3 separate regions of the Homo sapiens genome follow, and regions 1 and 2 are each linked to region 3. A link is a loop called in an ENCODE intact Hi-C map of the cell type or tissue named here. Cell type or tissue: PC-9. All regions are shown on one strand.

Evidence for each region. Hi-C counts contacts between places; a loop is a spot of excess contacts. Peaks named below come from ENCODE experiments on the same cell type or tissue, not always from the same donor. Only the 100,000 strongest peaks of a DNase experiment are listed, where the experiment ranks them.
Region 1: it touches region 3 in a loop (9-fold over the local background); 3 of 110 quality-filtered maps call a loop at or near these places.
Region 2: it touches region 3 in a loop (4-fold over the local background); 6 of 110 quality-filtered maps call a loop at or near these places.

The regions. Positions count from the first base shown.
Region 1 is chr13:103,278,705-103,286,704 of GRCh38, forward strand. No RefSeq gene overlaps it. Among named protein-coding and RNA genes, the nearest start is that of LINC01309, 140 kb to the right of the region's middle. In PC-9, no CTCF peak of the experiment used is centred here; a DNase peak (open chromatin) is centred at 4,077; H3K4me3 peaks cover 1,841 bases; H3K27ac peaks cover 2,847 bases.
Region 2 is chr13:103,185,616-103,193,615 of GRCh38, forward strand. No RefSeq gene overlaps it. Among named protein-coding and RNA genes, the nearest start is that of SLC10A2, 120 kb to the left of the region's middle. In PC-9, CTCF peaks have their summits at 3,288 (motif pointing right) and 3,488; a DNase peak (open chromatin) is centred at 3,346.
Region 3 is chr13:102,908,093-102,916,092 of GRCh38, forward strand. No RefSeq gene overlaps it. Among named protein-coding and RNA genes, the nearest start is that of ERCC5, 66 kb to the left of the region's middle. In PC-9, no CTCF peak of the experiment used is centred here; a DNase peak (open chromatin) is centred at 3,419; H3K27ac peaks cover 2,181 bases.

The DNA of each region.
Region 1 (8,000 bases), 370 kb after region 3:
TCAACCAGCAAGCAGAAGATTGGTCACGAAGGCCATTGTGGTGATTGGAGCTTGCAGAGCTCACTTTCCAGCAGGTTGACCTGAAGGAGGACTGCCAGGCCACCCAGATGGTGTCAGAACTGTACCCTCAGTTTGGCCATCTTGTTACTTGTCCTGAGTGGAGATAGACGTGGCAAGCCTGTACCTTCCACAGTGAGCCAAGGAGGGAAATTTAGGTCATCATCTGACAGAAATATCCTTTTGCAAAGAAAGTTGTTTTAGTGGAAATGAGACTAAGTTTTCCAGGTTGCCTGTCTGCACTGATGAAATTACCTTCATCAAAACATGTCTTTTGGGCTTATGTCAGGCGCTCAAAGAGACTTGTTTGTTGCCATGGTTTTGAGCTGTCCCCATAAGGCTGGAACAGACACTTTCTAGGTATTGGAGTAAGGTGGCTCTGGGGTTGAGAACAGTGACAGGTGAGCTAGGAGCAGCATTGTCAGAACTATGCTTCCTGTACCCCTGCTCTTCTCCCCTGTTCCCTTCCCAAGCCACGCTTCACCTAAACAAAGCAGGTGTGACGTTAGATGGAGAGAACATTACTACATATAGAAAACCTGGCCGGGCGCGGTGGCTCACGCCTGTAATCCCAGCACTTTGGGAGGCCGAGGCGGGCGGATCACGAGGTCAGGAGATCGAGACCATCCCGGCTAAAATGGTGAAACCCCGTCTCTACTAAAAATACAAAAAATTAGCCGGGCGTAGTGGCGGGCGCCTGTAGTCCCAGCTACTTGGGAGGCTGAGGCGGGAGAATGGCGTGAACCCGGGAGGCGGAGCTTGCAGTGAGCCGAGATCCCGCCACTGCACTCCAGCCTGGGCGACAGAGCGAGACTCCGTCTCAAAAAAAAAAAAAAAAAAAAAAAAAAGAAAACCTAATTTCAGTAAACCAGGATTTCAATCCTCATTCTACCACCTCCCAGTGACGTGACTTTAAGAAATGTACTTATGATTCTGAATATCAGTTTACTCAAGTATATTCTCCAAAGTGGGAATAACCTTTGTGAATCACTGGAAGATGTGAATAAAATCATGTGGTAAGTACTTTGCATGATGTTATCATGATAAGTCCTCTGTTAACATTAATTTCCCTTCCCTTTTTAGGTTCATCTAAGCCTTTTTATCCTCAAAGAATAGGTAATTAGGACATGCTATCTTTGATGCAAACAGTTTAGAGCCATGTGTAAACTAAACAATTAAGGTGAGCAGAGACCAGGTAAGCAGACACAATGATTAGGAAACAGTAAGTTTTAGCCATCAGCCAATTGAGGAAGGAGGGGAAAGGAGAGGTTTTCAGCATGTGTGAGAATGTTCACAGTCTGTATTCCAAAGATCAAATCAGATGTGAACTGATTGGAGTGCAGTTACACAACACATGGGACACCACTGGGGTTCCTTCCCAAGACAAGGTCAAAAGAGAGGTAGGGCAGAAGCAAGATCCCAGCAAGGCAGAAAACAAATTCGAGAATTATTAAAAAAACCAAACACCACATGTTCTCACTCATAGGTGGGAACTGAACAATGAGAACACTTGGGCACAGGGTGGGGAACATCACACACTGGGGCCTGTCATGGGGTGGGGGGACAGGGGAAGGATAGCATTAGGAGATATACCTAATGTTAATGACGAGTTAATGGGTGCAGCACACCAACATGGCGCATGTATACATATGTAACAAACCTGCACATTGTGCACATGTACCCTATAACTTAAAGTATAATAATAATAATAAAAAAAGAATGGTGATGGTGAAGAGAGGAGCAGAGAGTTCATGCTCCCTCCATGATATCCAAGGATGGAATTCCGGGAACTTGAATGGGAACATCTTTATTTTCACTAATCTTCTAATTGTAATTTTGTATTTCTTTTAATAATGAAACTTAGATAACAAGCGGGATAGTATTAGCAGTAACCCCAACTTGCTCAGAAATCACATATATTACCTTAAGGTTATTGTTGGTATTACATATTATTGTTACACTCATGATTCTAAAATTATGGTAGTTACTAGATCTGACTCTAGATTTGTCCACTGGAGAATTAATGAATCACATATCATTGTTAATATTATTTTGATGACTTTACCAATATAACTGGATTCTTTGGTAAACCTAAATATCTTATTTACACACATTATTCCAAGAAAGGATCAATAGGCTTCACCAGATCTCAAAGGGTCTACAGCGAAACCTGCTTAAGAAAGCTTAAGAGGGATATAAAATAAAAGAAGGGTAACTTTCAAAATGACAGAGATTAGACCCTGTTATAGCTGATGAGGATTAAGCCTTGAGAAAGTGAAAACATAAAATTCCAGGTTAGGGGAGCAGACATTTTAAAGGAGGACTAAGAAAGACATCTCATTTACAAGTTGGTGTTGAACAAAAAGTGATAACTCTTCCTATGAGACTGAAAAGATAAGACTGATTATGGAGACAGACTCATTTTTAAGAGGCAGGTGTTAGAGTTTGAAGGAGTTCCTGCTTGATGATTTCAGATTTTCTTGATGTGGTAGAAGGTAGGTTTTCAGTAAAGACTGAGGTGTGGATTAGGGTGAAGGCTTAAGAATAGTTAAAATTTGGAGTAGTCATTGAGAAGTCGGGGAGAAGGTGCTGACTCAGGACACAAACTAGGCTTCCTGATTGCAGTCCTGTGATTGTCTCTGACTGGGTGCAGCTGCTACAGGTCACATGGAATGACTCCCAGCTCAGCTAGACCCTTTCCTCACATGCTAGGTGCCATCTGCAATCAGCGTCCTAGTTCACATATTACCTGCTCTCAGGTCCCAGCTCTCTGGCCCCAGCTCTCTCAGTAATGCGATTGGCTCCCTTTCTAGTGCTCCTGCTGGGGCATCTGTAAACCGTTGCTGCAGAAGCTTTGCCCATCCAGAGATGGCACTGCTTTGGTTCAGACTCTTCTTTGACTGCCATCTTCCTAAAGCAGCATGAAGAATGCATCACTTTCTGCTTGGCTGTAGAAATCCACATACATGGAATTGAAATTTCTCTACCATGATTGGTTAAGTTGTTGGGACTTTGTAGGGGAAAATACCAATGGCGTAATAAAGAGGGCTGTAATGAAATGATCCCCCTCCCCTATCCTTTCATTTCCAGATCCTTCTCCCTAGTGATCACATGGAGCCATGATTGCTCCCACTTGGTAGTGCCCTGAGCAGGCAGGGGTAGGATGGGTGAAGAGAACTCAGGGCTGTCTTTTGCCTATCCTAAGGCTCTAGGGCAAATTGAAAATTTGGCCCAAACAGGGATTCAGGACTGCACTTGATGCTAGTTATTGGGCCTTACCATCTCTGCAAAGTATCCAACTTCTGAGAAGGAATCTGTGTTTGATTCATTGCTCTCTTTGCTGCAGTGTCCTTCTTTTATCAGGCTCTCAACTTATATGTGTTTAATGGATAGATATGGGGCAATACAGCATAGATTATATGACATGAATTAGTATGTGTTCATATCCAACACATACAAAATGGAAATTAAAACACCCAATTAATGTGATCCATGCAGAAATTCAAACTGAAAATCAGACCTGAATACAGGTTTTTTTTAATGTCATTCAGTTTGCCTGTATTGAAAAAAATTGTTAAATCTATGAACTCTTGGTCATTTTTGTATAAAAATATATTATGACTTGTTATTTATTCTCTCCATAAAAAACTACAAATCAAAACTGTGTGCCCTAATTAAGTTTAGAGAAAAAAAGGAAAAACAGAGAAAAATGCCTTATGTGGGTTTTACCATTAAAAATGTATACTAGTACACTAAAGAAACAAAAATATTTTAGAGAGCATGGGTATATACAGATATAATTTTTAAGCCTAAAGATAAAAATAATATTTAAGAGACTTAATTTCTAACATGAGAGGATGTTGACTTTTAGACAATCTATTGGATCCTATGGAGGGGTGCTGAGAGCACGTCATGTATCATTTTTTTATGAATGCAACAGTCCGCTGGCTCTTTCCCACAGGGAGTGCCGTTCATGAGGCATGGAAGTCCTATGCAATTTCTGCAGTTTTGAAATTCCAGAGTGAATCACTGACTAGCCTCAGAGGGTTAGCTTTATTTTGGCTTGTAGTTGGTTTCTCTTTTTTTTCCACCCTGTACCTACTTCTTAGGCATAAAACCAGCTGGTGTAAGTTCCCAGGGTGCTGAATTTCCTTTAAATTGCATAAACCTGTCCCTCCTCATGCCCTAACGTCATGAATCAATGCAAAATTTTGGTTTCTATGTTACTTCTCACTTCCGAAACTGTAATCCAATTCATCACAAAAGACCACAAAGTAGATAAAACTCCACAATTTACGGCAGGCTAGAGGTAGTTCTTCCTTATCAGAGTTCAGTTTAAAAGTTTACAGTGAGCTATTCAGGGACAGATTCCAGGGAGGTGAGATGAGCTGTCACCATTACCGGCTCACTGATGGCCTGTGAACTGGAAATGAGCACAGAGTAAAGTCCTCGTCAAATTCCTGTCTTCTCTCCTTGGCTGTTCTCACGTACCGTTCTCAGAGGTAATTTAAGACCCTCCAAATGTGTAAGCCTGCCTGTATAACATAAACACTGAAGCGCCTGCCCCCTTCCTCTCAGGAAGCAATGCAAGCATTCAAAGTTCTCACCTTTTCACCACGACTGCTGCTGGCATGCCCTCAGTCAGCTCCTACAGTAGGGTGGACCCATGCGGCTGCCCCCGACAGAAAGCAAAGGACCTGTAGGAAACAGATTTCCTTCCTGAAACACATGCAGGGGCATTTTAACACAACATGACAGAAATAAAAAGGAAAGAGAGGCCCCTTCCCCATTCCTCATCAGTTACACCTGATTTTCAATGAGTTAATTCTTCACCGATGAGCTCTGAGTTTGCTCCATGGAAGCACTGTCCACCAGCACTTTATGCTGTGTTAAGAATGCCCTCCAGCTTCACTGTCCAGTCCAGTAGGCACTAGCCACATGTGGCATTGAGCATTTGAAACCTGACTAGCATGACTGAGGAAATGGATTTTAAATTTAATTTCACTTGATTTCATTTAAATTTAAATAGCTGTATGTTTGGACAGTGTAATTCTAGAGTTTAGGTTTAATTTAAGTCCATGGTGGTTTTAAAATCATACAAGCTGCAGGTGGACTATGTTGAAAACACTAACACGATATTATGTTAATTTTTGTCCAAACATGAATGTCTTTTATTTACAAGACTACACTGGTTGCCAATTGAAGGTGGTGGACTAAATGTTGGTTTTGTCTTCCCTTGTCTTTCCCCATGCTTTTTCCCCCCTTCTCCTCCAAAACACTGCAAACATAATATAGAATTAGTGATGAGGATAGATTTACAGTAGCAGAGATCACGGGAGGCAGGGCAGCAGTTACTAGATGCTGAATTTCAAATTTTTCTGAATTCTGAAAACATATGAGAACATACTGATGGAAAAAGAGGGTTAAAGAAGCTATGGGCCAGAGTGGGATAGTAGTGGAAGTTAAAGATCATTTTCTTGTAAATCTCTTGATAAAAAAAAAATGTGGCATCCAACAGTTATCAAAGATGGGAGTGAGATGGGTGGAAAATAAGGAGTTAATTCAAATGGCATCAAATGAACGTTTCCCTAGATAGAAACCTCACCACAGAACAGAGATAGGCAATTCAGAATTGATCTTTGGACAAAACCCAGAACGTGTTTATGCAAACCCTCTCCCTTAGTTGGACAAGTTTCCTGAGAATGAGGATTGCTGGTGGAAGGTGGAGAGTCCAGAATAGAAGCTTCACTGAACCAGCTCTATAAGGCCCCAGACAGGCCTGTGCTCCCTGCCTGTCCACTCAGCCTGCAAGTGCACCCACACAAACAGAACCCCCAGACTGGCTTTCATTCAAGGAGAAGCCCAGCAAGAAAACACACAAGATTTGTAATAGAGAAAATGGAGATGGACGGTTCCCAACGTGCTGAGGACTGTCAGCATGTGAAAGGAAGATAAAAAGCACAAAAAATTCAGGAGGAAGCCAAGAAAATTTGGAGATGAGTCAACATTTTGAAAAATATTATTGCTCTCATTATTTTATAAAGACTTTAATTATCCTCAGAGAAACCAAAGAAATGTCAAATATAAAGGATAAATGCAGGCTGCTATGAAATATGAACAATCAAGGACAAAGAACATATCTTAAAAATTAAAAATATGCTTGCTGAAATAAAAATAAATGTTAATAAATGAAAGATGAGTGATTATAGTTGAGTAAAAACTCCAGAAAATACAAAGCAACACATAATATCAGAGAAAGATCAAAAGCGTAGAGGAACAACATAAAAAGACCAATGTCTGATACATAGGAGTTCCAGAAAGAAAGAACAGAAAAAATGGCGAGGAGAAAATTAAATAACAAAAAATATTTCTTGGAGGTCAAGTATAACCCAAATCTTTAAATTAATATTACAAAGCAGTACTGGAAGAATGAATGAAGCATAAAATATCTTGAGAATGCCATTGTCCAAATAGGGTGAAAAGTAAAATCTGGGACGCATTGAATACCTGATGAATCCCTGACTTCTAAGCTGGGAACACTCACTTTTGAATTATTGATGTGTCGTGACCTTTGACTTGGGAAGGGTATATGTTAATGTCTGTCTAGCATGGCTCCACAGGGACCAATATTTACTAGAAAGTGTAAATACGTATTACCGATTTTTAACTTTAGTGCTTAATCTACACTCAGAGCTCACAAATTATGATTTCAAGACATAAATGTTAATCTTCATAATGTGAAAGTTTATGGTTAACTGAAGATGGGAGTGGGGAGTTGGGAAGATGGAGGTAAAAACTGCCAATAATATCCTACTTATAGGCTAAACTCTCAAGCAATAGTGCTCACCATTGCTGGAACAGCAAATAGAGTGTAAGCATATCATTTGATTTTATAAATGGAGTTACCAGAGATATAATATTGTATTATAGCTTTAAATAGTTGGAGAGAGAGAAAAAAATGATTGTGAACAGTGATCAGTGAGCTAAATTTACAGCTTCTATGCTCTGGTGTCGATAGGTAATACCTAAGTAGAAATAGTGGTCTACTATTTACATTTATGAAAATACTGACAAAAAAATACGAAACCCATTAAGAGCAATTTTGAGTCTCAGAAGTGAAGCAGAGCAAGAAAGGGTAAAATGAAGTGGGTTAAGAAAGCATTGCTCAGATTTGCCTGTATAACAAACCTGCACATGTACTCCTGAACTTAATATAAAAGTTAAAGAAAGGGAAAGTGTTGCTGTTCATTACAGGTCTTCTATTGGTTTTTCTTTAACGATGTATGCATATTACTTTGATTAAAATAAGAAAATCTGGGCACATTCAACTTTTACAGAACATTTGAAATCGTTGAATAAATTTTAACTATCTGAGAAAATAGTGGGGCTGAACTAAAAAAATCTGCAGAGGTCTTAGAGAATTTAGTCAATTAAGGCCAGGCGCGGTGGCTCATGCTTGTAATCCCAGCATTTTGGGAGGCCGAGGCGGGTGGATCATGAGGTCAGGAGATCGAGACCATCCTGGCTAACACGGGGAAACCCCGTCTCTACTGAAAATACAAAAAATTAGCCGGGCGTAGAGGCGGGTGCCTGTAGTCTCAGCTACTCGGGAGACTGAGGCAGGAGAATGGTGTGAGCCTGGGAGGCAGAGCTTGCAGTGAGCCGAGATCGCGCCACTGAACTCCAGCCTGGGCAACAGAGCGAGACTCCGTCTCAAAAAAAAAAAAAAAAAAAAAAAAAAGCATTTAGTCAATTAAAATGACCTTGATACTTGAGTATTACAAAAGATGTGTCAATAAATGAAATTATAAATGAGCAAGAAGTTTACATAAAGATAAGCAATAAAGCTTCCTTTTAATTCATGTGCTATAGGCCAGATTAATGGTTTAATTTCTGTTCACATCATTAAATTTAAAGAGTTTTACTATAAATATTTCAAGTCC
Region 2 (8,000 bases), 280 kb after region 3:
TCACCTAACTATTGTGTGGAGCAACTGTGAGGGGCTTGTCTATAAAACTGCAAATGGAGAGTTTGATGAAGTTTGATTATTTAGTTCCCGAGTGTGCCTTTCTTGAGAACCAGAACTGGGCTTGTAAGGGGGAATACTACAGGGCTAAAGACCATAGGCTCTTGGAAAATCAACCACTTCAGCCTAGCTTCCACAGGAGTTGAAGAGCGGAAGATTTGAGATTAAAATCTTTTGAGATAACGGGAAGTGAAAGTTTCTGTGTCGCTCATTGTAAAGACAATGCATACAAGTTGAGGTGATGACACTGAGGACCCCCATCTCCTGAAAGGCTTCTTGCAGCCTCTGTGTGTTCTGTATCAGGAATCCCAAAGCAATGGAGAGGTGACACCCAGAAATGCTCCCTGTCTACTGACAACTGGCTGCAAATGGCCATGGCTCTGTCCCAGGCAATCTCACTGTCCTATGTATTTAGATAGTGGGAATGTGGATAGTTCTCTTGATTTGTACTTGGGAAGATTAGCGAAGACTTTTCTTTTTGCATGTAGATTCTTCCTCCCTGTATTTGAAGGTAGGCTAAAATTTTTCTCAGGAAACAGATTCAGGTCTGAGAAAATGCTTGTTTGAATACTTAATAGTTTTGTATCTTAAATTTTCGAAAATAGGCCTAGAGGATCCTGAGGATAGAGTGAACTGCAAACTTTGACTCCGATTTCAGATAATGAAATCAGCTTACCTATATAGAGATATTGTAAAATTAACTCCATATCCACTAATAAATATATTTCAACCAGAGTCATGGGTATGTAAATGACTTGATTTAATGACCGTCATACCATGCTGGTTTCCTTTTTCTTAAAATAGAACTAGTGAACATTGAGGAGATACCCAGGAAGGCAAATCAGGAGGAAAATGATTGGGAAAACTCCAACGACCTTGCATTATTGATTTTTATCTTCAAAAGTTGTCCTGGCAGTTAACTCCCAATGGAGTGGAGTGAGACTGGGGGATACATTTCTGATGATTTCTCGATGCTTTCAAAATTGGTATACAACTGAACGTTACTTCTGTAGCAGGACATAGGGCAGGATCATCACTGAACTAAGTTTATTCACACTTCAGTTCAACTTGGGTCATTCCTTCTTGGTGTCCCCAGTTTCTAACCCTTACTACTGTAAAGGAAGGGGTGGAATTATTCACTAGAGCTTGGTAATACACATTTTTGTTTGCTAAAAAATTTGGAAGATGCTCATTCTAAGCAGATCACATAGAGGTCAGCCAGGAGATTTGGCATTTGCTCTTTATACCGCAGCTAATTTTTCTGTGGAAGCATTTTTGGTACCTATAACTGAAGTGACTGTCTTAGTCCTAAAAGGTTCAAAACCCTTTTTAGGCATTCTAAGATGCTAACACTCTGAATTTCTACCCTTTCCCGGACCCCCAGAAGGCTGCCATTTTAAAGTATAACAACAGGAAAGGATATTTGTCATATGATACAGTTTGGATCTGTGTCCCCACCAAATCTCATGTTGAATTGTATCGTAATCCCCAGTGTTAGAAGTGGGGCCTAAGTGGGGCCTGGTGGAAGGTGATTGGATCATGGGGTGGTTTTCTCAAGAGTGGTTTAGCACCATCCACGTAGGGCTCTTCTTGTGATAGTGAGTCCTCATGAGATCTGGTTGTTTAAAAGTGTGTGGCATCTCTCCGCTCTCTCTTGCTGCTGTTCCAGCCATGGGAGATATCTGCTTCCCCTTCACCTTTCACTATGGTTGTAAGTTTTCTGAGGCCTCCCCAGAGGCTGAGCAGAAGCCAGCATCATGCTTCCTGTACAGCCAGCGGAACCATGAGCAATTAAGCCTCTTTTCCTTATAAATTACTGAGTCCCAGGTATGTATTTATAGCTGTTTGAGAACGGCCTAATACACCAGAGTAGAGCAGATGTTTGTAATATGGGTTTTAAAGACCGTCGTCAAAGATAATCCCCTCTGTCTCACCTGGCTGGCTCTGCCTTTGCATGAAAAGAATTGGAACTGAGGACTAGCACTTAGCATGAAAGGAATCCAGGTAATTCCCACCCCGAGGAGACGGTGGAGCCCTCTGTAGACTGAAATCAAGGGCTAGGAGGAACGAAAAAGGTCTGGTTATCGTCACATCTGCTCGGTGCCTTTCGTGAGCAGCACTTATCTTGGTATCTGGCTCTTGTCCAAGAACTGGCCTTTGAAGACCTTCCGTGTTGGAGGAGAGATGCCAGAAAGGGGAAGCTCTTTCTCTTCATTGGGTGTGCCTGCCTGCCCTTGTGAGGCGTTCCTGCCTTACCGTGGAAGTGGCCTGTCCTTTGAATGATTCGGGTCACTGAGTGAAAAGCTCCATGTGGCTGACGATGGAGAAGTTCCCCACAGAGCCTCTTTCAGAGGCTCTTTCAGTCTTTCAGTCCAGCAGTAGTTCCCTCCTGGGTGTCAGAGACTGAAGGAGGCATGAGAAGCCAGAGGCACATCCCAGCAGTGTGCCCCGCAAAGAATGGCCTCTTCTTTGTTTGAGGGCTGGTCATTCTGACTATGGACCTCACAATCACTGGAATCGGATGACAAAAGAATGTTGTCAAAGAACATTAATCATTGCATGGGTTGCAATTCGTGATTAGCTGGATTTGCATAAAAGAATGTAGAGGCCTTGAACCACAAAAGCGAAAATGTGTATCCAAGAAATAGTGGTGGCCATCATTCCAGTGAGAGCATGTTCATAACTCACTGCTGCAGAAGAAATGATCAAAAAGTGGTCCAGGGGCCCCGGGTTCTCTGTGTTAAAAATATTTCTCAAGAAAAACTGCATGTGTACCTTCAAAAATAAAGCTAATATTGAAATACCCTTTCTAATGGAATTATTTTTTTGATGCTCAAGAAGTCATGAATAATATTTAAAAAGCAGAAAACACACTTCTTTATAATCTTTGCAAATCCAGTTTAATGTTAAGCTCCCCTTAAGCTCTATTTACAAAGAATTGTACCAGTTTTCACCTTGATATGGTGGATTTACTTTCACTATGCAATTGGAAAATTGACTTTTGTACTCCTGAGGGTATTTTTAAAAGTAAATTGGATTTCTTAAGTTCATTATTTTTTAATAAAATGCATAGTTAATGGTATTAAACTTCTACACCTACTACATTTTATTCTTGTTTGAAGTATATGTGGGTTTGTGAACTGGCTTATAGGAAAGATCAATCGGAAAACACTTTAAAATTAGAATTCTTAGTATGCCAGGTTCACATTTTCCAGTAGGGGGCAAGAAAGTACTATATATGAAATCCAGAAATCACTTTCTTTTTCTGTACCTTTGCAAACAAATTAAGTTCCCGAATTGTGAAATGCTAAGTGTGATAGGAAAAAGGATATTCAAATCTATTAAATATAATCTCTTTCTTATGTCAGAGGGCTATTAAGCATGATATTTAACTGCTCAGTGAATCTCTCTGGGAGAGAGAAATGAATTTGGGAAAGGCCAAGAGAATGGGATGTGACACTTTGGCCAAAGTGTCTTGTCAGCACTCCAGCGCTGACTAGAACTCAGCCATGTTGCCCAACCTCCATGAATAACCCCCCAAAAGACCTCCCCAAACCAACCCCCCTCAAAACCATGACATGTTAATGCTTGGTATCTTATAAGACCCTTCACTTGTACTTGTTCACACACACATAGTCATTCAAGTGGCCCTAAGGAGCTGCTTTTAGTCTGTTAGAGACATAGACCACGCTACTTACTTCATTGATAATGAGCTCACACACACATTGACCAATGCAAGTGAGATAATCAATTACTCATAATTGATCCTAGCTGTGAACTTTTTGGTTATGGTTCAGGCACTCTGACATCATCTATATAGTTCTTCCAGAACAAATTTCTATATCCAACCTGGAGTTTCATACAGGACATTTTATTTTTTAAAGACTACTACTTCAAATGTATTTCCATGTTTGTTTTTCCTCTTTCCTAAGTCTGTAATTTTGATGGAGTGTTTTTTCCTTGACTCTAGTTTTTGTAGGGGAAATTGCCTATACAATCAAATCAATATGCCACATGATGCATTTGGTATAAATAAATATAGTAAAAATGTTTGGAAAATCCTCAATTGTGTGTGTCAAGTATGGTATTGGCAATCATTTTGGTATATCATAACATATCTTAAAGGAAACAGAATGCCATTTGTCATAACCTTACCATTTTCCTTGGTTTGTGTAATGCTTATTAGCTACAGAAGTCAATAGCTTCCACATGAACAGGTTATGTTTACTTGGTTACTTGAAAAACAGATGCCTGTTTGAACATAAACTGAGAGACTTAGGGGAAGACATTTAAGGTTCAATGATGTAAAGACTGTGCTAAAGTTGTCTGAATCAGGTAAATGGCTTCCCAAAAGACGGTGTTACATTTTATAATCTCTTTCTTGAGAATAAACTTGCTTTGTTTATAAGACATTGTATGATTTACATAGTCACTAAAATGGAATATTAAACTCAACTTCCTTTCAGAAGCAAATTCTTTTAGTGTGCTTGTTTCATTTGGATGGAAACTTAGGAGATCCAATTTAGGTAAAAAGGTGCTTGGCTTATTGAGTAATGGTAAATATCCCTGACTTCTTATGCAGCTTCTAAGAGCAGGCAGGGAACATTCAGACAAAGCAAAGGAGTAGTTTATGTGCATGTGGGGGTTTCTTAGATTTTTGTGGAAACTCAATTGTCTACTTTTGTCCTGCTTGCTTTAATTTCTAGGCATTTGTTTTGTTTTATTATCTCTTTTCCAGACACGACTTTGATCAGCTCATAGGAAGTCATCTGTAGCAGGGTCATATTAAAATCCTTCTCATCAGCCACCAGCAGAGCTGTTTTTCTCTGTGACTTATATTTACGATACTTTTTTCTTGCCAGTTAGAGACATAAGATATATGGGTATAGGGAAGAGACACAAGAACTGTTCTGTTTATTTTAGTCAAAATACTGCTCATATAAATGAGAGGGCAAATGAAGTGGCTTTCTCACAGAGGTCTTCAGTAGATGGGAACTTATTTTTACTTATCTTTGTCTCTGAGTCTGAATTAGCTTCCTCATTGAGAAAAAAGGAAATGTTCTTAAAGAAATACATACTTAGCATTTTAAAACCATTTTTCTTCGTCCCTATTTAGAGAGGAGTTTCTATACCTAAATGAAACTGAGCCTTAAAAGATATCCCTTTGTCAATGAGTGAGGTTTTAAATACTCCAAAAAGAAAACTACCCTGAAAAATGATTGTATGATTTTTATTTAAAAATCTCCCACATACATCATTTTATACAACATATTAAACATAGCTACCTTCACATCAACTTTTCCTGCCTATAATGTTAGAAACGGGAAACTATTGAATCCAGGAAAGTGTTGTATATTTGTATTGCTCAGCATTTTTGAATCAACCAGATCAAAAGATTTTATAAACTCAAGAAAATGAAATGATAGCATTTAGCCACAAATGTAATTTTCAACTAAATGAACTTGACATGCTTTATTATAAACAGCCCTGTTGTATGTAAGTTCATTCTAAACTGTGTGCTTCTGCAAAATGTAGGAGCATGCAGACCAACACTGAAAGCATGTGGTCTCTCAAATGCAGAGGTTTATCTTGACACCACCGTTGGAAAGCCTGAATGACGTAACCACCTTTGGAGCACTGGCTGGTGGAATAGGAGTCCGGCTGCTTTATGACAACAAGTCTCGTACACATTTGCAGCTATCTTCAGGTGGAGTGAAACCCAGGATGAAGTGCTTTTACCTGGGAAAGCTGCAGAAACTGCTTCCTCCACTCAGACTGCCTCCCTACCAACTTTTGCTTTATTTTCCAAGAGGGTCGGTCATTCTCTGGCATAGAGAAATGGAATTTGCAATGAGTTTCTTGGTAGCAGACAAAGTGACTTTCAAAGGATAGAAGACACCTAGGCATGTTTGCATTAAAGCAACTGATTTCAGTTGGTGCCTGAATCAGTAGACGCAGATAGACTATTATGCACATTCTCCAAATATGCCATTCTAATCTCATATTCTCTGTCACTTTTCTCTTCAGCATTTGTTCTAGGGTAATTCACTATTTATGGCATGCAGAATTCATTAACGTTTGTCACTCCTCTGAAATTTTTAATCACCAACAACATGTATTACAGGACAAAAATGTGCAACTGTCATGCATATCATTTTGCAATCGTTTACTGACTATGACACTTTTTATAAAGAGTGTAAATGTTGATAGTTGAGACACCAGAAAATTAGCCCTTAATTGGTCATGCACCCCCCCTTCTGTGAACTCCCCTGAGTACAAACAGAAGCCCATTTTCAATGGTTTCTATTAATTTCTATTTGGCTAATATATATGCTTGTTTTGGTTTGACCTATGTCTAGAAGAAAAAGTCATATGAGGTGGTTTTTATGTGATATTGCCTATTTGGTTCTTAGAACAAGGAGCTTTTCTGTCCGGACTGACGATTTTATTGTGTTTTGTTATGGTCAGCACTTGTTAGAGCAAAGTTATTTGGGGGATTTTATATATTTAAAATTGTAAACTGAAAATTTCTTTTTCTTGCAAAATCCAGGATTTTGCATCATTCAATATCATCCCTTTCACAATGTGAACTACTGTCATTTAGTTTGGGGTCACTTGGAGACAGGCCTAGAGACATAAGTAACAATAACTTATGAGAATGATTATTTTTGTATTAACTTTGATTTGATTGGAAAGAGGAAGACGGTCTAAAATCTAGCACAAGAATTTCCCAGGAACTCAGCCTAAGGGATGGAACTAGCTCCAGTGACTACAGCACCATTTAGGGTCTGAGTTAGGAAGAAGCGACATTTTGACTCAATAAAAAGAATATTTATCTCTCCAATGAGCTCACTTAGGGGATATAAAGTTTCTTTTCCCTGGAAGAATAGTTGATCACCTGGGCAGTGTGTGTTAGAAGTGATGCAAGCATAGCTGTGAGTTGTATTGCAGCTCAAGGGCCCTTTTATGCAGTCAACATTTCTGTAGGGGAATAAGCAGGATCTTCAGTGAGGCTCAGGCATTTCCTGTGATTTACTCAGATGGGGTTAGAAACTATGCAGACAGCCTATTAAATGATATTAACAACCAGGACTACATGATCTATTATCCTTCCTAGAGAGAAGAATCTTTTTTTTTTTTTCCTGACTTTAACTCTTTTTTTTCTTTCTCAGTTCAAATTATTCTCCCATAATACTAAGAAATCAGTATTATTTCTCACCAGGGACGAAGTGGATCAATCTCTTCTCTAGTGGTGTCTCTGATTCATTAATGGCTGTGCTGTAGGGGGAAAGTAATTAAGGTAGGAGAAAAAAAAATCTCACAAAAACCTGCATCCCCAACCTGAGGAACACAGTTTGATGGAGAGCCAATTCCACACAGTAACTTAGACTTCCAGTGCTGCCAATCTGGCAGGTGTTCAACATTAAATTTTTAAAAAATTAAATAGGGGAAAAATACACAACCTGCCAAATATCACTATATTGTCAATAAAATAAAATGAACTGCTTTTTCTGAATATTGGCCCCCAAGGAGAAGAGCATGCTGATTACTTTAAAGTTATCACTAATTCTTTTAAAATGCTTTATTTCAGGTATTTTTCACTCTTTAAATATTTTATTAAGAACGACCAAGTATTCTCTATTAAAAAGTTGACCTTTGGGCTAAATTATTAATATTTTAAGCTAATATAGATTATGCCAACTCTGGAGCTGGATTTTTTTTCGCTACCATACCTAGAGGCCTAGTAAAAGAGAATTGGAATGTTACATATATTAGTAATGTTTTATTGGAATAAATTTTTCGCTCTTTTGGATATTGATGTAATATTTATATATTTTCTAAGAAGCATTTACATAAAACCCAATCTGGAATGTTGACAATGAAAACAAAATAAGAAAAATAAAAATTCAACTTCCATATGAAAAGGAAACAAAGTATGATTA
Region 3 (8,000 bases):
GCTTTCTGAACATTCTTAATACCTCAGTAAGGGGATGTAGGCATTTCATAGATATGGTAGGAACCAAGAAGTGTTCCTTCCAGGAATCTGACTTTAGTTGGTTCATAGGAAATATAGTATTGGAACACATTGGTGTACCAATGTGGATCCACCCAGGGTGATTATAATATGTGGGATTTCCCATGGAAATTTTTGCCCTTTGTAAACCCAAAGAGTTATTTGCTTTGCAAGATCAGAGTCCAATGCTTCACTTTTGGTAACTGATGAAATTACTCAAATCTATGCACGGGCTGAGTAACAGGTAAGAGGGAGTGGTCATCTACCAGTAGCTGAGAAGTCGTCGGCACCCACCTGAATTTGGCTCCTGGATGAAGGGTCAAGAAGGTATATGACCTTTATATGTGGCATTAGGCATTTTTTATGTATATGTAGATTCATTTAGGGATTTTGAAAGCCACATTCAATATTTTCTTAAAACCATTATGTTTTCTTCAGAAAGCTCAAGTAAAGTCATAACAATAAATGTGCTTTGGAACTTGCCTTTTAAAAAAGATCTTAGCCTTCAACACAGACTGATCATTTCAAAATAGCACAGAGCCAAAGACAACCGTGTTGACCTTTAGAGTTGGCATATTTGTGCCCACTTTTTATTTGAGTTGAATTTCCTAGGTCTGTTTACGTTTTGCTATTGAAACATACATAAACTATAATACTGGTGTAATAATATTATACTTCTCACATTTTTTAAAAGATTAAGAAAAAATTGGTATGCTTCAGTCTGCCTGGTTAGCAGAAGAATATTACGTTGGTCTTATTAGGGCTCTACTCTTCGAATTGTTCAAGAACTTTAGACGCTTGCTTGGTCTTGAAAAAAAAAATGATGGAGGAGTCTTCATCCAGGGCAGTTGATACTGTTACTGTCATGCAGGCAATGCTCTTTGGCTATGTGTAGGGCACTGATTCTCCCTATGGACAACAGAGATCACCCACTCTGGTTGGGAACCATAGGAGCCCTCATCCTTGTTCACAGGGCCTGTGTTCAGTGCCTAGCCCCTGTAGTTACTGATCATAGCCATATTTCTACTGACAATGTAGTTTCCAAGCAGAGCATAGGCTCCCATATCTCTAGAAAAAGATTTTTATTTTTTAAAAAGATTCTTATTTATTTATTTCTTTATTTGAGATGGAGTCTCACTCTGTCCCCCAGGCTGGAGTGCAACGGTACGATCTTGGCTCACTGCAACTTCTGCCTCCTGGGTTCAAGCAATTCTCCTGCCTGAGCCTCCTGAAAATCTGGGATTACAGGTGCTCACCACCATGCCCAGCTAATTTTTGTATTTTTAGTAGAGATGGGGTTTTGCCATATTGGCCAGGCTGGTTTCAAACTCCTCACTCAGGTGATCTGCCCACCTTGGCCTCCCAAAGTGCTGGGATTACAGGTGTGAGCCACCGCACCTGGCCTAAGATTCTTATTTTTTAACTTTAATTACTTTCAGAGAAATTATTTCTCTTTCTACATCATCTTACCATATTATCTTGTTTTAAACTTAAGTCTTTTGTGTAAATAGATGCATGCAAATGTTAAACTTTTAATTTACTTAATTTTCTCACAGTGCTATAAATATCATCAAATGAAAATGGCCACTTACATGAAAGATCTTTAATAGAAATAACTTCTCTCCTTTGTCTTGGCCAATATCTGCATGCATGGCATTTTATTTTTTATCAGGAGAGAGGTTGTTGCTACAGTGAATGACCCCCATTTTTTTTTGTTTTCATTTCCCTTGATAGCAATTTAAAGATGAATTCTCTGGGTTTTTGTCCCTTATCACTTTGATGCTTTGTTACTGACTTAAAAAGAGAGTTCTGTTGGAATTCTTGTTTTATTCATTGAAGAAATACATAAAGATACTAATAAGCTGATTTGGAATTTTAATAGACCATTATTAGCAATAAAACCAGGCAGCTGTGATTAGATGTCAAGAAATCTGCTGTGTTGGGAGTTAGATCCTGAAAATGTTTTGTACAGGGCTCAGGAGGAGAAAATTGTTTGCCCCTAACAAATGCTGTCCAGGCAGAACTGAGCGGGAAGATGGCCTGGCCTTCTGTTTAGAAAGGCTCTCCACAGGGTGCTCAGTTTCGTGCCTCTCTTCTGTTTTCTTCAAAGTCCCTATAAGAGAGTTCATTATAAAAGCCCTTCTTGAAGGTAAAGGCAAAATACCATTGCTAGGGATAATTTATAAGGGATTTAAATTCGCTCATGCCTCCCATTGCCTTTGGTGTGTTTCAGATAATAAGTAGAAGAGAAAAAAGAACATAGCAGAGTAGATGATGATATCTATTTGATTAGCTGACTTGACAGGTATTACCAAGAAATATAGTAAGAAAAATTAAACGCTTCACTGTGTTTATGATACATGTGAAACAATTGAGCAATTCAGTTTATTTGAGTTACAAACTCAAGTCAACAAAAGCAAAATAAAGATTCTTTTGTAAGTGTGTTTATTCTGACATATCAATTCCTCAGCAGAGGAATATTTGGAAAACAGGACAAGAATATATAGCTTTTACTTGGGAACAGCATAGATAATAAAATGACTATTAAATGTTTCCTTTTTAAAATGCTTCCTAGGCCAGCACGGTTGCTCACGTCTGTAATCCCAGCAATCTAGGAGGACAACATGGGAGGATCACCTGAGCCGAGGAGCTTCAGGACCAGCCTGGGCAACACAGGGAGACCCTGTCTTCACAAAAAATTTTAAAATATTAGCTGCATGTGGTGGTGCATGCCTGTAGTCCCAACTATTGGGAGGCTGAGGCGGGAGGATGGCTTGAGCCCAGGAGGTCGAGGCAACAGTGAGCTATGATCATGCCACTGCATAGCAGCCTGGGTGACAGAATAGGACCCTGTCTCAAAAAAAAAAAAAAAAGAAAAAAACCAGGAATGTTTAAAAGGCTTCTTGACTTTCCTGTGTTTACATTTGTAACATAAACATTGTTAATACTCATTTTATCCTTAATTTCCTGAGATTTCTGAGAGAAAATACAAAGTAAGGACATAGAATAAAACCTTTGCCAGATCTAGTTAGGAAGCAGTAAACATTTTACTGTCTAGTTTTGATACAGATAAAAAGCCAAATGAAACAGCTTATTGTGCAAAACCGTATTTAAGCTGCTTATAACTTTTAAAAAATACTTTCTCCTTTTGGAGTTGAGTAAAACTCCTGCACAGTAGGGTACTTGTTCACTTTGGTGTAAAATTGAAAAATTTACCAGGTTTTGAGTATTTAAAATGCCTGAGGGAAAGCTTGGGAAGATGTGGTTTTCAGGTGCATTTTGCAGTGGGGAAGTGACTACTAGCATAGCTATGTCCATCCATCTGTCCATGCGGTTGAAAGGTGTGCTCCAGGTGCCAAAGGCAAAATGAATAATGTACAGGCCTGGATCCCCGAGGCCTGCGGCAGAGGAGGCAAATATCTGCAAGGCCGAGGCGGAGGGAGGGGCCGCTGCTAGCTCAGACCTGCCATCTCACATTCCTGTGAAATGTGCTTCACCTTTCCATCATTGTTCTTTGTCTCTGGACCTTGAGTAGTTGCACAGCTTTTTGAGTCAAACTTTAATAAGAAAACCAAATGCACACTCTTGTTCTTAGGTGAGATAAAATCAAGATTGCATTTAAAACCTGGAAGTTAGGAGTGAATGAATGTGGAGCTTTATCACTGAAATGATTTTTCATCCTTAATTCCAAGGTAGCCTTTGCTTTCTCGTTCACCAAAGGCACCGAAAACACAAACTAGACCTTTGAGAAATGATAATATTTTAAGGTCATAGTTTCCTTGATCTCTGTGAGGCTCCTCTGTATTAAAGTATTTTTTGCTATTTTCTGACACAGATCGGAAACATGCCATTTGTTCCTGCCTTTAAGATACAATAGTTCAACATAGTGATGACAATTTTGAGACTATTTTGATGGCCAAGTGTCTCTTTTCTGGAGTTAAAAGTAGAGGTTCTAGTCTTTCAAGAAGCATTTCAACCACTCAGATGTCCTGGCTGGAAACACCTCCATTATTATCAAGTCCATGTTTCCTTTTAGCTTTTGAATTATTTCATCATCAAGGGTTATCAATTTTACCTCCTAAACTTTGCCCTTACAATAGCTATCAAACAGTCTCCTGACTTTATTTTTCTTCTGCTCCAACCCATTTCTCACAGTGTTATTAAAAAAATTATATATATACATATATTTAATTGACAAAGTATATGTTTATCATGTATAGCATGTTTTGAAATATGTATACTTGTGGAACAGCTAAATCAAGATAATTAACATATGCATTCCCGCACATACTTATCAAATTATTGTGATGAGAACACTTAAAATCTACTCTCTCAGCAATTTTCAAGGATACAATACACTATTAGCTACAGTCACCATGTTGTACAATAGATCTCTTGAACTTATTCCTCCTAACTGAAATTTTTCATCCCTTGACCAACAACTTCCATACACTGTCTTTTTAACTTTTTTTAAAGTCTTTTAGTATCATTTGGAAACATTCATTTAGGCAAAGCTTCCAGAAGCACACTCAAGGAATGAATGGGGAACGAAAGGGACACTGCTTTGTGGACCAGGTTAATTACATTGTCTTCCTAGACAATCTGAGCTTGCCACTGTCCTGGTTAAAACTTGTTTGTGGTGCCCTGTTGCCTTAGGTTAGAGTCCAAACCTGTATTCCAGGTAGAACGCAGGCCCTTGGCCAAACGATCACAGGCCAAGCTCTCTTAGTCTCCATCCTTTTTCTTTCCTTCTCCTTCCACCCTCTCTACCTCCTTTCTTCTCCACCCCATCCCATTTCCCTATCAACATGATGCTTAGTGACTTCCTCTCCCTCAAGCCCATTCTTCATCAGAGCCATTCTCTGCTTTGCCATCACTCTCTGAGCCTGGAATACCCATCTCTTTCCCATTTCGGTTCCCTGCTTATCTACAAAGACCCAGCTCAAATGTTCCTCCTCTATAAATTCCCAGAGCAGGCAGCCTCCTGCTCTGTACTCTCCATGATGTAGTCTAGGATGGCTATTTCACATCTCTTTGTCTTTCTTTATGTGTTCTGATCTCTGCCTTTTCAACTAAACTAAACTTTATGAGGCAGAGTCTATGTTTTTCATTTTGTGTACAATTGCCTTGCATTGGGCCTGGCATGTCACAGGTGTCAATAAATGTTTGTCAATTGAATAAATGAAAGTGTGTCACTTTTCTGGCTAATGTCATATATTTTTCATTTTGCTCTAGGTCTCCAGAAAAGAGCATCCATTGAGCTGAGTGGAATGAACTCAGTTAGTTGCTATAAAGTCTATACCTCGTCTAGCCTTTCAGTGATGATTCATTTATCCATTCTTTCATGTAATGCGCAGTTGTTGAGCATTTTCTATCAGGTGTTTTACCAGCCATTGAGAATGAAAAGATATCTAGGCCAGATATCACATCAGCTTGCTTGGAGCCCTTCTAGGAAGGGAAAGGAGCTACAAAAACTAGACTTGTCTCCTTACACGATCTGTGACAACTGTGAGCCTTCTGGCAGTTTGTTTCTAGCTCTTCTTTCAGTTTCAGCAAAAACTCGAGTGAGCTGAGGGCAGGACAAGTTGACGTATCGATCTAGTTATAAATGCTTCTAAAAGGTCCCTCCTGGCTTTGGTAATGTCTGGGCTCAGACACCTCTGCAAAGCTGAATTATTTCTAGGTCAACCATTTTGAGGTTCCTTCCTCCCAGATGAATGGTTAAAAACTCAGATAAGAAGTATTTTTTTAAGTAATGCAAGGTGGAAAGTGAATGGCTTTTGTTTAGTTTCAAACCGATTCCTCATCTTAGGAAGACAGAAGAGCGCTGATGATATCCTGGTGCTGTCGTTTATTTGTGGTGAATTTGCTAATTAAACGCCCACTCCCTTTTCTATTCCTCTCTGCTCAGCCTTCAGAAGAGTGCTGGCATCTGACTTAAGCAAAAGGGAGGAGCGAGTTTTCTAAGGTGGCAGAATGCCAACATCCCTTTGCCTTCTGTTGTCTTGTGAGTGATGCCAAGTCATCTGGTGGCTACTTGTAGTAGAGGAAAGGATTATTAATTGTTCTCTGATAATTCGCTCAAGGATTCTTTAACCTCTTGACTTAAAGTAGCTATGGCAGAGATATTAGAATGACAAACCCAAGGGCACGTAGTAGAATTAATATTCTGCAAAGACCAAAGTTTTGCACAGGTCCCATTTTACTTGTTTTCACGTCACTCCCGTATCTCTGGTGAAGTGGATAGGATGAATTGATAGAGTAGCAAAGCAAAGACAAATGACCACATCTCTTCCCAGCCACGGGGTGACCCGGCTTGCACAGTAATGAGTATAAACAGCAGGCACTCTGAGGCTAAGGAGAGAAAAATGCTGACAGAGCACTTGCTTTGATTGGATTTATAATATTATAGGGAGAAATGGAAAGCGAGAGGGAGAGATAGGAAGGGTGAGGCAATACGGAGTGAGGACGTGGAGACCTATTTATGGCTGTTTCGTGGTCATAACTCAGCTGCTTTGTTTTGCCCACTCAGTGAACTGACCTTCTTCAATCCTTTTGTTTGACAGCCTCAGGGAATAAATTCCTCCTTAATCCACCTCCTAGGCCCAGCTGAGGTAGTGGGAACAGAGCAGCTTCGCACAGAACCAATAAGTTCACTTCCCAGAGGCGAAAGGGTAATTTGTCCTGCCTGTTCACTCCATCACTGCCCTTGCTGTTCTGCGGGTGCACAGGGTACCAATTAGTGCTAATTGCTGCCGATGGTGGTGAAAGATTCTGTGACAAGTCTCTGCTGAGAACAGGGCTGACCCCTAACTCATTTCATGTAGAGCATGCCCATGAGACCAGGTACTTTGGGATAGTACAACAGTGTGGATGGGCGGGAAAGAAAGATCCTTGGCAAGAGCACAGGCCTGTCTTGCTACAGTCCACTAACAGCTACTGAAAACCACAGTTAATTTTTCCAGAAAGAGGAATTTTGCCATTGCTCCTCCAGATCTTACTTTGATGTGGAAGGATCCAAAAGTATCCCCAAAGTAAGAGTCAATCTAATTATATCTGGAGTACAAATTCACTGCTTCACTTCTGCCTAGCAAAGCAGCCAGAGATCTTTATGCCCAGTGAAATAAATTTTTAACAGACTTGCTATAATGTGTCAAAGTTTCCTGAATAAAGTTGAGCGAGTAAGCATGGCTTTTAAGATCTTTCAACGTGATGGACAAGAAAATATCCACGTAGAGAGAAGTAGGGCTGCTTATTGCAATTAGCCACATTATTGCATCTGGAAAATCCTCTCCAAGGAGGATCAGAGGTCCTGGCATCACACATTTAAATTAATATAAAAGAGGTGCTTTGCATTAGCCAAGGAAAAGTTGAGAGTTTTCTGATTTGGCCACTGTACTCTTGAAAAAGGTAGTTCATTTCATATCTAAAGTAGCCAGAGATAGCTTCAACAATTGCCAGCTACCAGTTATAAATAGCTTTCCTCTCTGAAACAAAGCCTCATCTTTCAAATTGCTTCTTTCTTAAGGAAAAAGAAAAACCCTGAGATTCTTTCAGCACTCGCCAGCTGTTCCAGATGTTATGATTCCACATCTAGGGCCACGTTCTGAACTAAAAATATATACATGAGCTTGACTTCCAACTTCTTCACTAAAGTAACATCATAAATTATCTTATTTGTCCCTTTGTTATGTTCCAGAAGTGTTGGTAAGTAGTTTTTAAGGGGAGAGAGAATTTGATCCTCATTTTTTCCGTGAAACCTCTTATGACAAATAGTAAATTTCACTCATAAGATTGTAACCTAGTCCATTAGAGTGTAGTCCAGACTTCTTTTTACTTATAATGAAAAGTAAAAAAATATCCTATTGTTATCATAATCATAAAAACAAGAGAAAATAAATAAATTGGATAACAGAAACTTTTGAAAGTGGGACTTAAAATAA